Linked DNA regions of Homo sapiens: region 2 is linked to region 1. The links are chromatin loops, found by intact Hi-C in ENCODE. Cell type or tissue: chondrocyte. All regions are shown on one strand. Each heading gives the region's core, and the rest is flanking DNA. Links, peaks and the distances in the headings are about the cores only. Region 1 holds the start of SCGN (secretagogin, EF-hand calcium binding protein). Region 2 overlaps LINC02980 (long intergenic non-protein coding RNA 2980).

Evidence for each region. A loop is a pair of places that touch in the nucleus more often than their neighbours do. Peaks named below come from ENCODE experiments on the same cell type or tissue, not always from the same donor. Only the 100,000 strongest peaks of a DNase experiment are listed, where the experiment ranks them.
Region 2: a loop joins it to region 1, with 5 times the contacts of the local background. A loop is called at or near these places in 1 of 110 quality-filtered maps.

What each region holds. Positions count from the first base shown.
Region 1 is chr6:25,649,412-25,654,796 of GRCh38, forward strand. SCGN (secretagogin, EF-hand calcium binding protein) reads left to right here and starts at 2,804. Exons shown (of 11, transcript NM_006998.4): 1 at 2,804-3,074; 2 at 3,971-4,041. The coding sequence starts at 2,993. In chondrocyte, for the core only: no CTCF peak of the experiment used is centred there; DNase peaks (open chromatin) are centred at 2,800 and 3,000.
Region 2 is chr6:26,001,101-26,006,485 of GRCh38, forward strand. It overlaps LINC02980 (long intergenic non-protein coding RNA 2980), which reads left to right. Exons shown (of 3, transcript NR_186645.1): 3 at 150-675. Among named protein-coding and RNA genes, the nearest start is that of LINC02980, 11 kb to the left of the region's middle. In chondrocyte, for the core only: CTCF peaks have their summits at 2,184 (motif pointing left) and 2,387; no DNase peak of the experiment used is centred there.

The sequences.
Region 1 (5,385 bases), core at 304-5,303:
AAAAATATCAGCATAGAGGTCTTTCTCCAAACCATTTAAATCAGAATCTCTGTGGAAGGTGCTAATTAATCCATAAGATGCAAAATGTATTTCAACTTGATTCCAGCTGCTGAATATTTGCTTTACTCTGAGTTCTCTTTTTGGACAGGAAGGGACTCTGATAAACCACCTCTGGTTCTTTCATCCCCACCTCCATCACTCCATTTTTAGGCAGGAGAACTTTCCCAATGAGACAGTCTTACAGGTGTCTCCTGTAGGATCTTTAAATACCTTCCTACTGGCTCTCTTCTCTGTTAAGGGCTTGGATGATTTTCTCAAAGAGAAACTTTTATGAGGGAATGCAGGATTCCTAAGCAGTATCTCCCTACCCAGTGCCATGATAAATATTTGGATGCAAAGAAAACAGGAAATAAGTCATTGAATGGAGATTGCAGCTCCCCAGAGAGCTCCAGATGACAGGCTCCTGGAAAGTGTTCCAAGTTCTGTTTGTTCTCCAGTCCTGAGAACAGTAATCTTTGCGGCTGTACTTTTCCTCTTCTTTCCCTAGATTTCACTTTTACAACTTTAAAAAAGTATAATAGCTTGCATTATATGCTTACTGCACAAAGTTTTAAGACAAAAGAATTACAAATAGCAAAATTGAAATCATCTGTGAGCCTCCCTCTTCCCCACTCCAGAGAAACATATCATTAATGTCATTAATGTATATCTTCCATGTTTTCTATGTGTAGAAACATGTATTTTATTTTACAGAATTGAGTCATCATATATGTACACTTTTGTAACTTGCTTTTTAATCTTAACCTTATGTTTTGAGTTTTCTGGATCATCAAGCTTCAAAATCAAGATTTCTGTGTATGCAGCAAAGCCCATCATAGATATTTACTATCATTTATTTAACCATCCCTCCACATTAGATCTTGATTATTACTTCTGAAATCTGCCTTGTTTTATCTTTTTCCACTATTTATCAGAAAACAAGATCAGCCCTGGTGGGTTCATACCAATTACTTTTCCTAACTGGTGCTTGACATTGTATCCACTAATTTCCTAAAGTCACAGATGATAATTACAGATACTGAACCCTTACACCCTCCTATGCTACATATGCTTTTCTCCAATTTTTGTAACCAGCACTTGCTTAATCGGTGATAATACTGCTTTTCTTCCTTTAGGCTAAGCCACACTCCTCAAAAATCCTGAAGTTTACTTCACCGTCTTCCAAATATGTATGTATGTATGGAAGATTCATCATTTTAGTAGCTAACTTACACTGAATGTTACTGTATATACTGTGACAATAGGTTTATATGATTTTTTAATTTGACCTTTATGATAATAACACGGGGTAAATACTACTATTATTCCCATTTTACAAAGAAAGTGAGGCTTCTTTTGAGTAACTTGCCCAATATCACACACAACTAGTAAGAGGCAAAGCTGGGCCCTGAACCCAGAACTGTTTTCTTCTGAACCATTTTTTTCATTATTATTAACTAAAGTCCGTGTTTATTAAAATTTTCTTAATTTTTACCTAATGGCCTTTTTCTGTTCCGGCATCACACCCAGGATAAAACATTACATTTCTTTGTCATTTTTCATTAGGTTCCTCTTGGCTATGACAATCTCTTAGACTTTACTTGTTTTCTCTAACAGAGTCATCCCTCATCAGCTACAACACCATAGCAGATATAATTCATTGTGCATTACTATGTATGGTTCTGATCCTCACAGCAACCCTCCAAAACAGATGTTTTAATCCTCATTTTATAGATAAGAAAATTGAGGCTTAGGGAGATGAGAACTAATGGTGCAGTTCACAAAGCTGGTAAATAATGGAACTCAGATCCTGACCCAGGACTATCTGACCTTGAGTGTCATGTTCTTTTCACTACTCTGGTTTAGATGACTTATACATGCATGCTTTTTATAAATAAATCTGAATGCTAAAACCAGAGTCAGGGTGCCATAAAGAAAAGTTACATCTGGTTCAACTTTCTTATCTAATATCCAAGCACTTTCTATAGATTATCCAACGAAAATTTCTAAATATATAGTCAAAAGGTATCAGTGTAGTTTGTACACGTTTCCACAAAGCCTTGCCCAATTTTGAACAGTCCTGATTGTTAGAAAGCTCTGTGTTCCTCCAACTGATTTTTATCCTTTGGTCTTAATGTGGCTCTTAGGAGCCAAACACAATCATCTAAGCCTTCTACCTAAGTACCCTGCAGGCAGACACATCTCCCCCAGACTCTCTTTTCCTGGCAGAGTACGGCTTAGTTTATATTTTCCTCAGCATCCTAATGATGCTACTTTAAATCACAGTGACTTGCAGTATCCCTGTTTAGTTGCAAGTCCTTATAGTGCATTTTGGTACAGCAATGTGTATGTCCTATACAATCAGGACTCAATAATTGCTGTTGACTTCTTCCTTAAAGGGAACCACTTACCACCATCACCATCCCTTCTCGCCTCCCCTCTCCACACACTACATTTCTAAATCCTCAAGTCCAAAGGACCCTAACACTGACACTTCTTGCAACCCTTTAAATGAGGCAGCTCTCCCTAGAAAACCCCTTGAGACACAAGTTTGGAAAGTGAGTCAAACGTAAGAGGGATGTCTTCTCCGAGTCTGAGAAGCAAGTTAAAGGGCAAAAGCAGTGAGCCGTGGACGCCTGGAGACAGTTTCTTTCTTCCTGAATTCCCCAAAGCGCAGAGACAGACAGGATCTGCCAGGACAGCGCGCAGGGCGGGGCGGGGACAGGCGCGCCAGGAGCGGGGCGGGCTTCCAGCCGCTGGTTTTGCTGAGGGCTGAGGGACGGCTCAGCGACGCCACGGCCAGCAGCGCTCGCGTCCTCCCCAGCAACAGTTACTCAAAGCTAATCAGATAGCGAAAGAAGCAGGAGAGCAAGTCAAGAAATACGGTGAAGGAGTCCTTCCCAAAGTTGTCTAGGTCCTTCCGCGCCGGTGCCTGGTCTTCGTCGTCAACACCATGGACAGCTCCCGGGAACCGACTCTGGGGCGCTTGGACGCCGCTGGCTTCTGGCAGGTCTGGCAGCGCTTTGATGCGGATGGTGAGTAGAACAAGCCACTTGCACACTCAGGTGTAGACGTGGCTCCAAGCTCAGCCCGCTGAAAGGACCTGGAGTTTCCCCTTTACTGTAGGAAAAGTTATCGACCTGGGTTGTTAATGCAGTGTACCTAATACAGTATCATTAACAGACGTTTGGCATACTGGTGATACACATCTATATACCTTGTTAAAATTCTGGGTGGTGAATTTCCACTTTCCCCTTTCCAATCTCTCTTTGTGTGCGAGCGCGCCATATATATGGTAGACATACATATATATTGTATATACAATGACTAATATCATTGTATATGTTCAAGGCTTGTGGGCTGAGACTCAGCTATTTGAAGTCATCCTTCCCTAAATGGGCTCACTTTTACGCAGTGACTTTGCTGTACACCCCTCACTCTCTCAAAATGAGAATAAATTTTATCAGCTTTCAAAACGACTCCTCCACCAAAAAACTACTTGAAAATAAAATGGAACTACTTAATATTTGTTTTTATTAATAAAGAAATAAAATATCTAAAAGGTGTGTTTTAACTCTGCAAACTGGGATTCAATACTTACACCTGTTAAGTTTCTCCAAGCTTCAGAAATTTTGGGGTTAAATTTTATTGGAAAGTTCACGTTTATTCATTGATTAAAATTCATGTACTTAATAGCCTTCCTTTTCCAAGCACTAATATAAACCCTAGCATAAAGCACGTATTCTGGAACAGTGTTTACTGTTCAAACCCATGTATTCTAGAGGTAGGTGTTGGCACTTTGTTATTGGAATAACAAAAAATAGTGTTGAGGGAAGCTTTATGAATTGTGAGATTAAAAACATATTTAGATAAATACTGTCATGTGTTTTTTATATGTTAGTATTATTTATGTTTATTTTCTCACATTTAGAAAAAGGTTACATAGAAGAGAAGGAACTCGATGCTTTCTTTCTCCACATGTTGATGAAACTGGGTACTGATGTAAGTACTTGCACACTAAGCCTTAATTTATGCCTCTTAGTAAGATACGCACATCCAAGTCTTATATTGATTGGTACCTATTAATTCCAACTCACCTCCTTTCTTCCTTGCATGTATGTAATTTCTCCCCCTCTCCTAGCAACATAGAGGGATTTAGGCAGTTTTTATAAAAGGTGCAACTGTAGCATTAGACATGCTGGTTACTGACTTTCAGTGTAACATCTGTCATCCACTCAGAGATCCTAACTGTAGACTCAGTTAACTTGGTCTTGAACGTCTCCTTGGTTATGTCTCTGCTAATTGATTTATACCTGGGGGTAAAGTAGCCCACTTTGTTCAAAAAGCTGGAAAAGATGTTAAGCACATTAAGATTTTGGGTGTTTAATATGTATGATACTCCTCTGATAGCAAACCACAAACCATTTAAAATCATTTATCCATTATTCATTTTATTAGAAGAGGTTACAGATTTTTCAGGGAATGACAAACCAGAAAACAACCAGCATACTCAGAGCCCAGATACAAATGGAAGCCAATCTATCTAGTGTCCATCTGATGGTAAATATGTCCTTGGGAGATGTAAATGAACTCTTGAAAGTCTCTCTATCAAAGCAGAGAAAAATTTTACACAGAAACACATGAGCGGAGGACAGCCTGGGGATGGGCTCGATCTGATGAAAGCTCCAGTAGGGCATTCATAGTAGAAGGAGACGCTCTAGGGACAATTGAATTTAAATGAATGATGGAGATAGTTTGTCCTTATCATTCAGCTGTTTATCTGAAGAATAGAAGTGCATCACATTCTCATGTGAGAGCTCAGTGAGGGAACAAGGAGCTCTTCACCACTGTTGAGAACATGGGGAGGGTATGTGGGGGGCAGGGGAAGCTGGTTCAGAAACAAAAGGGCTGGCTTCCGCCTTCTTCAGCCACACAGATCTCTTGGTCCCCCTCTACTTCTGTCTGCCTCTCATATTCTGTCTGTCTCTCTTTTTTATGTCTATCTCTGTCATTTTTCTGCTCACTTCTGTTTCTTATCTCTGTGTTTCATGGCTCTCATCTCCTACTGTTTCTTGCCTTTCTCTCTGACCTCTCTGTTGCCCATCTTTCTTGTCTCTGTTTCTCATTTGTTTCTCCATCTCTCTGTCTCTGTGTTTTCCCATTCTTTTTCCAGTCTCTCTGCTTCTCAAAGCTCTTTTGGTCTTTCCTCTCCCCATGTCTTTTATTTCTCCTTTCTTCTTTCTTTCCCATCTCTCTTTTTGACCTTCATTTCTTTTCTCCACATTTTCTCCTTCACCCTTTTCTTTGTCTCTTATCTCCCTTTTTCTGTACCTTTTATTGCTCTTT
Region 2 (5,385 bases), core at 182-5,181, 350 kb after region 1:
TTGTCGCCCAGGCTGGAATGCAGTGGCGTGATCTCGGCTCACCAACCTCCACCTCCAAGGCTCGAGTGATTCTCCCACTTAAGTCTCTTGAGTAGCTGGGACTACAGGTGCATGCCACCACGCCTGACAAATTTTTTTATTTTTTGTAGAGATGAGGTTTCGCCATGTTGACCAGGCTGGTCTCAAACTCCTGGACTCAAGTGATCTGCCCACCTCGGCCTCCCAAAGTACTGGGATTACAGGCATGAGCCAATGTGCCCGTCCTGAGGAGTTTTCTTCTGGAATTCCTGCTGGGTTTTTGTAGTCAGTCCTCTCCCCATTTCCCACATTGGCTCTTGCAGACCTTCCTTTTCCCCATTTCTATTTGCTACCATGTCAGACATGACTTTTGCCATAGGATCTCTATTCTACTATAGAGGAAACCAAAGCCATCAGTAGAAATTTCACTAACATGGAATCAGATTTATAGAAGAAAGGGGGAGGAAAGTTTTGCCTTAACACCTGGAAGGGTTTCGTTTCTTTTAGTAGCTGGGAGACAGAAACATAAGAAAGTAGCTTAGTAAGCTTTCTGCTGTTCAACTGATGATGTGTGAGCTGTCAGTAGTTCAAACTAGTCATTATCTTTATGAATTAATTATGTAATAACTTAAACAATGTCATAAACCTTCAAATCAGTTTAAGTCTAAATGTGTCATATTTAATAACAAGAGCAAGAAACATACGTTATGATGAAGAGCTCTTATATTTTCTTTGGATAAAAGTCAGTAGGCGGGGCGCGGTGGCTCATGCCTGTGATCCTAGCACTTTGGGAGGCTGAGGTGGGCAGATCATGAGGTCAGGAGATCGAGACCATCCCGGCTAACACGGTGAAACCCTGTCTCTACTAAAAATACAAAAAATTAGCTGGGCGTGGTGGCGGGCGCCTGTGGTCCCAGCTACTCGGGAGGTTGAGGCAGGAGAATGGCGTGAATCCGGGAGGCGGAGGTTGCAGTGAGCCGAGATTGTGCCACTGCATTCCAGCCTGGGCGACAGAGCAAGACTCCGTCTCAGAAAAAGAAAAAAAAAAAAAGTCAGTAAAATTTAAGAGAAAAATGCATTTGCTTTGGGACTTTTAATATTTAGTCTACAAATCTAGCCACCATAGAAATCTGCTGATTAAATACGGGTTCTGTTAAAATGGAAACATGCATTTTGGGGGAAAAAAGAGGGAGTGTTTTAGTGATTTTGTTTTTTACACTTGTTTATAATAAAATTTTAAGCAATCTTGAGGGGAACATTTTATTTCTACTTGTAACTGCATAAAGTTATGAGATAAAGTTACAAGCTATATCACATACAGTTTGTAGCTTTATAAATTATGAAATTCTAACAGAATAAATATGCTAATATGATGAAAATGTCATAAATTACATTAGAATATATTTTAATAAACCAATTCAGAAGGAGCCAATACCCAATTTCAAAATCATATTAATTGTAAAATTAATTAGGGCAGCCAAAATATTCTGGAATTCTTTCTAATAAAACAAATGAGTGTAAATACAGTCGTACTGACAAATCTGAAGAATTATGCAGCATAAAAAGTGATTATCCCAGCACTTTGGGAGGCCAAGGTGGGCAGATCATGAGGTCAGGAGTTGGAGACCAGCCTGACCAACATGGTGAAACCCCGTCTTTACTAAAAATACAAAAATTAGCCGGGCTTGGTGGTGCACACCTGTAATCCCAGCTGCTCAGGAGGCTAAGGCAGGAGAACTGCTTGAATCCAGGAGGTGGAAGTTGCAGTAAGCCAAGATCACGCCACTGCACTCCAGCCTGGGCGACAGAGTGTGACTCTGACTCAAAAAAAAAATAAATAAATAAAAATAAAAGTTTTAAAAAAGTGATTATTATGAACACAGAGTAATCTAGTAAAAATGGTTAAGTGAAAACAGCAAAATACAAAATTGAATATGTACTATAACAATATATGCAAAATATACTCAGATTTATAAAAATTAGAATGTAGAAAAGTAAATATAGCTCTTCATAATTTTGTTCTGAAGTTTAAAAATATATATATTTTTGAATGGATAACTTTCTTTTTCTAAATGCTTACAGTAGAGCCCACGATGGTTGTTAAAAGCCCCCAGGTTCAGCCTTCTTTAATTGTGTGGTCAGCCTGCCATCAACCCGAGGCCTCCCTCTGCTGGGCAAATTTGGGAACACATTGAGAAATCCTTACACGTAATTCCTTCTCTTCATGTTCCTGGTGAGCATTTTTCCCATTGGGTTTCCATACTCTGCCCTCTTGAAGTCCTGCACCCTGACATTGCAGTGTCATTCCTCTTCTACTGAAGTCTACAACTATTAGCTTATTGTCTCTAGCAAGTCTCCCTTTAGCTACAAATATCATTCAGAGTTTTACCTTTCAGAAACTTTCTCCATGAGCATTCTGGAGTAGACTCTAGGTGCACTAGGTGCAGTTAGAAAAAGTTCTGATTTGTTGGTGGAGCTATAGGAGGAGAGACAATGGTGGGCTGGAGAAGGGTGTCTACATGCAGAGAAACTGACTGGAAACTCAGAGAGATGATGGGGATTAAAATAATCCTATTGAATCTGCACAAAAGTGTTTTATTATAATTGATCCTGAACTATGTAAAGGTAAGCTCCAGTGAGTAGTTACAGTCTGTCCCTAAGATGGACTCTTTCTTTTTGCTTTTATTTTTATTGTATTTATTTTATTGTATTTTTTTTTTCTAAAGACAGGGTCTTGCTATGTTACCCAGGGTGGTCTCAAGTGGTCCTCCTGGCATCAAATGATCCTCCCACCTCAGCCTCCCAAAGCGCTAGGATTACAGGTGTGAGCTACCACACCCAAATGATTCTTTCTTTTCAAATACAGAGTTCAGCAGCAATTTTAAAGAAGTACTGAACTCTACTGCCTGGAAGATGGAATGGCCCTCACAATTCTTCCAGGCAAGCTCTGCACTCAGTGGTATGGACCACAAGGCAAGCCCATTAAGGGGTTAAATTACTGACAAACAATAATTTCTAAATATGAACATTTCAGGAGGAACTAAGATGGCTCCTTCTTGGAGAATAAGTTGGCCGGCTTCTCTAGTTATCAGACTATCAGATGGGGAGGAAAGAGCCCCTCTGTCCCGGTGAGACAGGACCCGCCAGCGCCCAAGCTCTAAGGCTTTCTGATGAGCAAATGGGGTTTCCATCTTTCTAGCTTCAGGACTCGTAACTACTCAGATTATTTCCTTCAATCTGGATATTCAAGACAAGAACAGTTCATGGTGTTGCGAAGGCCCAGATTTAAATCACATATGCAAAGATACTGACATTCAGTGGAGGGTCACTTAGATTATAGCCAGATGACTTTCCCTAAATTGATAGCTCAAATGGTAGTTGTGGATATTTTTGCTCTTAGTTACTTGCATAGTCACTTGCCAGAGGTAATAAAGTTTTAGTGTGGTTGTGGAAAATAATGGCCATATATTTAGGAACAAAATTTTAATGATGATTGAAAACTGAATTAGCTTTAACATGTGAATATGCTCAGGGGACATAGGACCACAGATCTCTGTTCCTTCCTATTGCCACTTCTTTCCTTTCCCTGGTAGCATGCTTCCATTACCCATTACTTCAAACACTGTTTCTGTGTCTCCAACTCCCTTGCATCATGGTCTTTTCATTATTCAGACACAGACACAGCTCGATTATGGGTAAACTTTTTTCTGTGGCTACAGAAGAGTTGAGCATGGCTGAAGCATCGTTGAGCATGACTGAAGAAAAACACCTAACCTTGAATTTTTTGATCAATATAAATTTATATCCACAGATTTTACCTGACTGATCTTCATTGCCCACCAGTCCTACAAAGTTTGCCAGATTGGTTCTGTTTCCACTTTACATACTCAGCAAATACTTATTAAGCACACACTTTGTGTTAGGCTTAAGTGTAGATATTGAAGAGGCACTGGTGAATGAGCAGAGGCTCTGCCCCCATGGGACCTGCATGCTATTTGGCAGCTCTTTCAGACATTCTCCTCTCTCAAAGCTTTGAGCCCCTCTATACCCCTATAAGCACCTACTTTCAGCTGCTCCCTCACTCCCCCCTTCATGGGGGAAATAACAGCCATCGTGGTAAAACCTCCACTGCCTGACAGAGCTATATTTACCATCTTTTCTTTAATTTTTATTTTTAATGGACACAGTTGTATATATTTATGGGGTACTATGTGATATTTTGATACATGTATAGATTGTGTAATGATCAAATCAGGAATTAGATCAGTTTTTTGTCTTTTTTTTGGTAAAAGATAATCTTTTATACTCTTTTGGTCCTGAAAAATGGAGGAGTGCCATATTAGGATTCCAACAGAAAAAGTTAAACCAAAAGAATATATGAAGGGCATATAATGAAGGGATATCTACAAAGTTGTGACAGGGCTAATGGGAAGAACAGGGGATATGAGGCAGCCCAAGATCAGCAACAGTAGTGATCCAGTGTCACCCTGTGCTGGTTATGAAGATTTAGTCTCTTCTATCTTTTCCAATACCGCTTTGCTAGCCACCTCCCCAAACCCTACCAATAGAAAGCACTGGAGGAAGACTAGAGGGCTGGAAGGATGTGAAAAGATTTCCCACTTTGTTTGTTGACATCCTCACAGAATGGGTTCTTCAACCTGGCAGTGGCAGTTGAATCCAGTAACAGCAGTTGGCTTCAGTTTGGAGATCTTCCATGCTCCTAAAATCAGCCTCATCATGCCTCTATCTACAGACATATCATCATCAGTGGTCCAGCATACACTCCTCAGAGGTCCCAGTTCTGGGGATCTCTTCAAAGAATCTTTTCCTTGTTCTCCTAAACCTGGAGGTGGTAGTTGCTTTCTGTCATTACTATCTCTGATACGTTTGTCCACTTTTCCATTTTCAGTCCTCTTATAACTAGTTAACAACCATTCCCATAAAATTCTTTGTTCAATTTCAGTGCAATTTCTAGCTCCCAGTTATACCCTGACAGACACACCTTTAAATCTGAAGAGGCAATGGGAGGGAACCTGTAACCAGAGCTAGGCCAGAGCTGGGACTGTGGAGGAAGAGCTGCCCACCAAGCAGGGGGGTGATGCAGGGAATAAGTACACTAACCTCTCTCTCCTTTGCCATCTACATTCCTGCTGGGCTGATCACTGGCCAAATCCAGCTGTTGCAAGAGGGCAGGGCTGCCCAGCTAATGCTATCTGTAGAAGCTGGGCTTCTGGGGCACAGAGCAAGTCAGAGACAGGCAGAACAGGGATGTGGGTTTGGACCAAACACTGAATAAACCAGATCAAGGATTCTTCTATCAAGACAAGTTTATATACTTGCAGCTTGATCCCATTGTTTCCCTTAGAT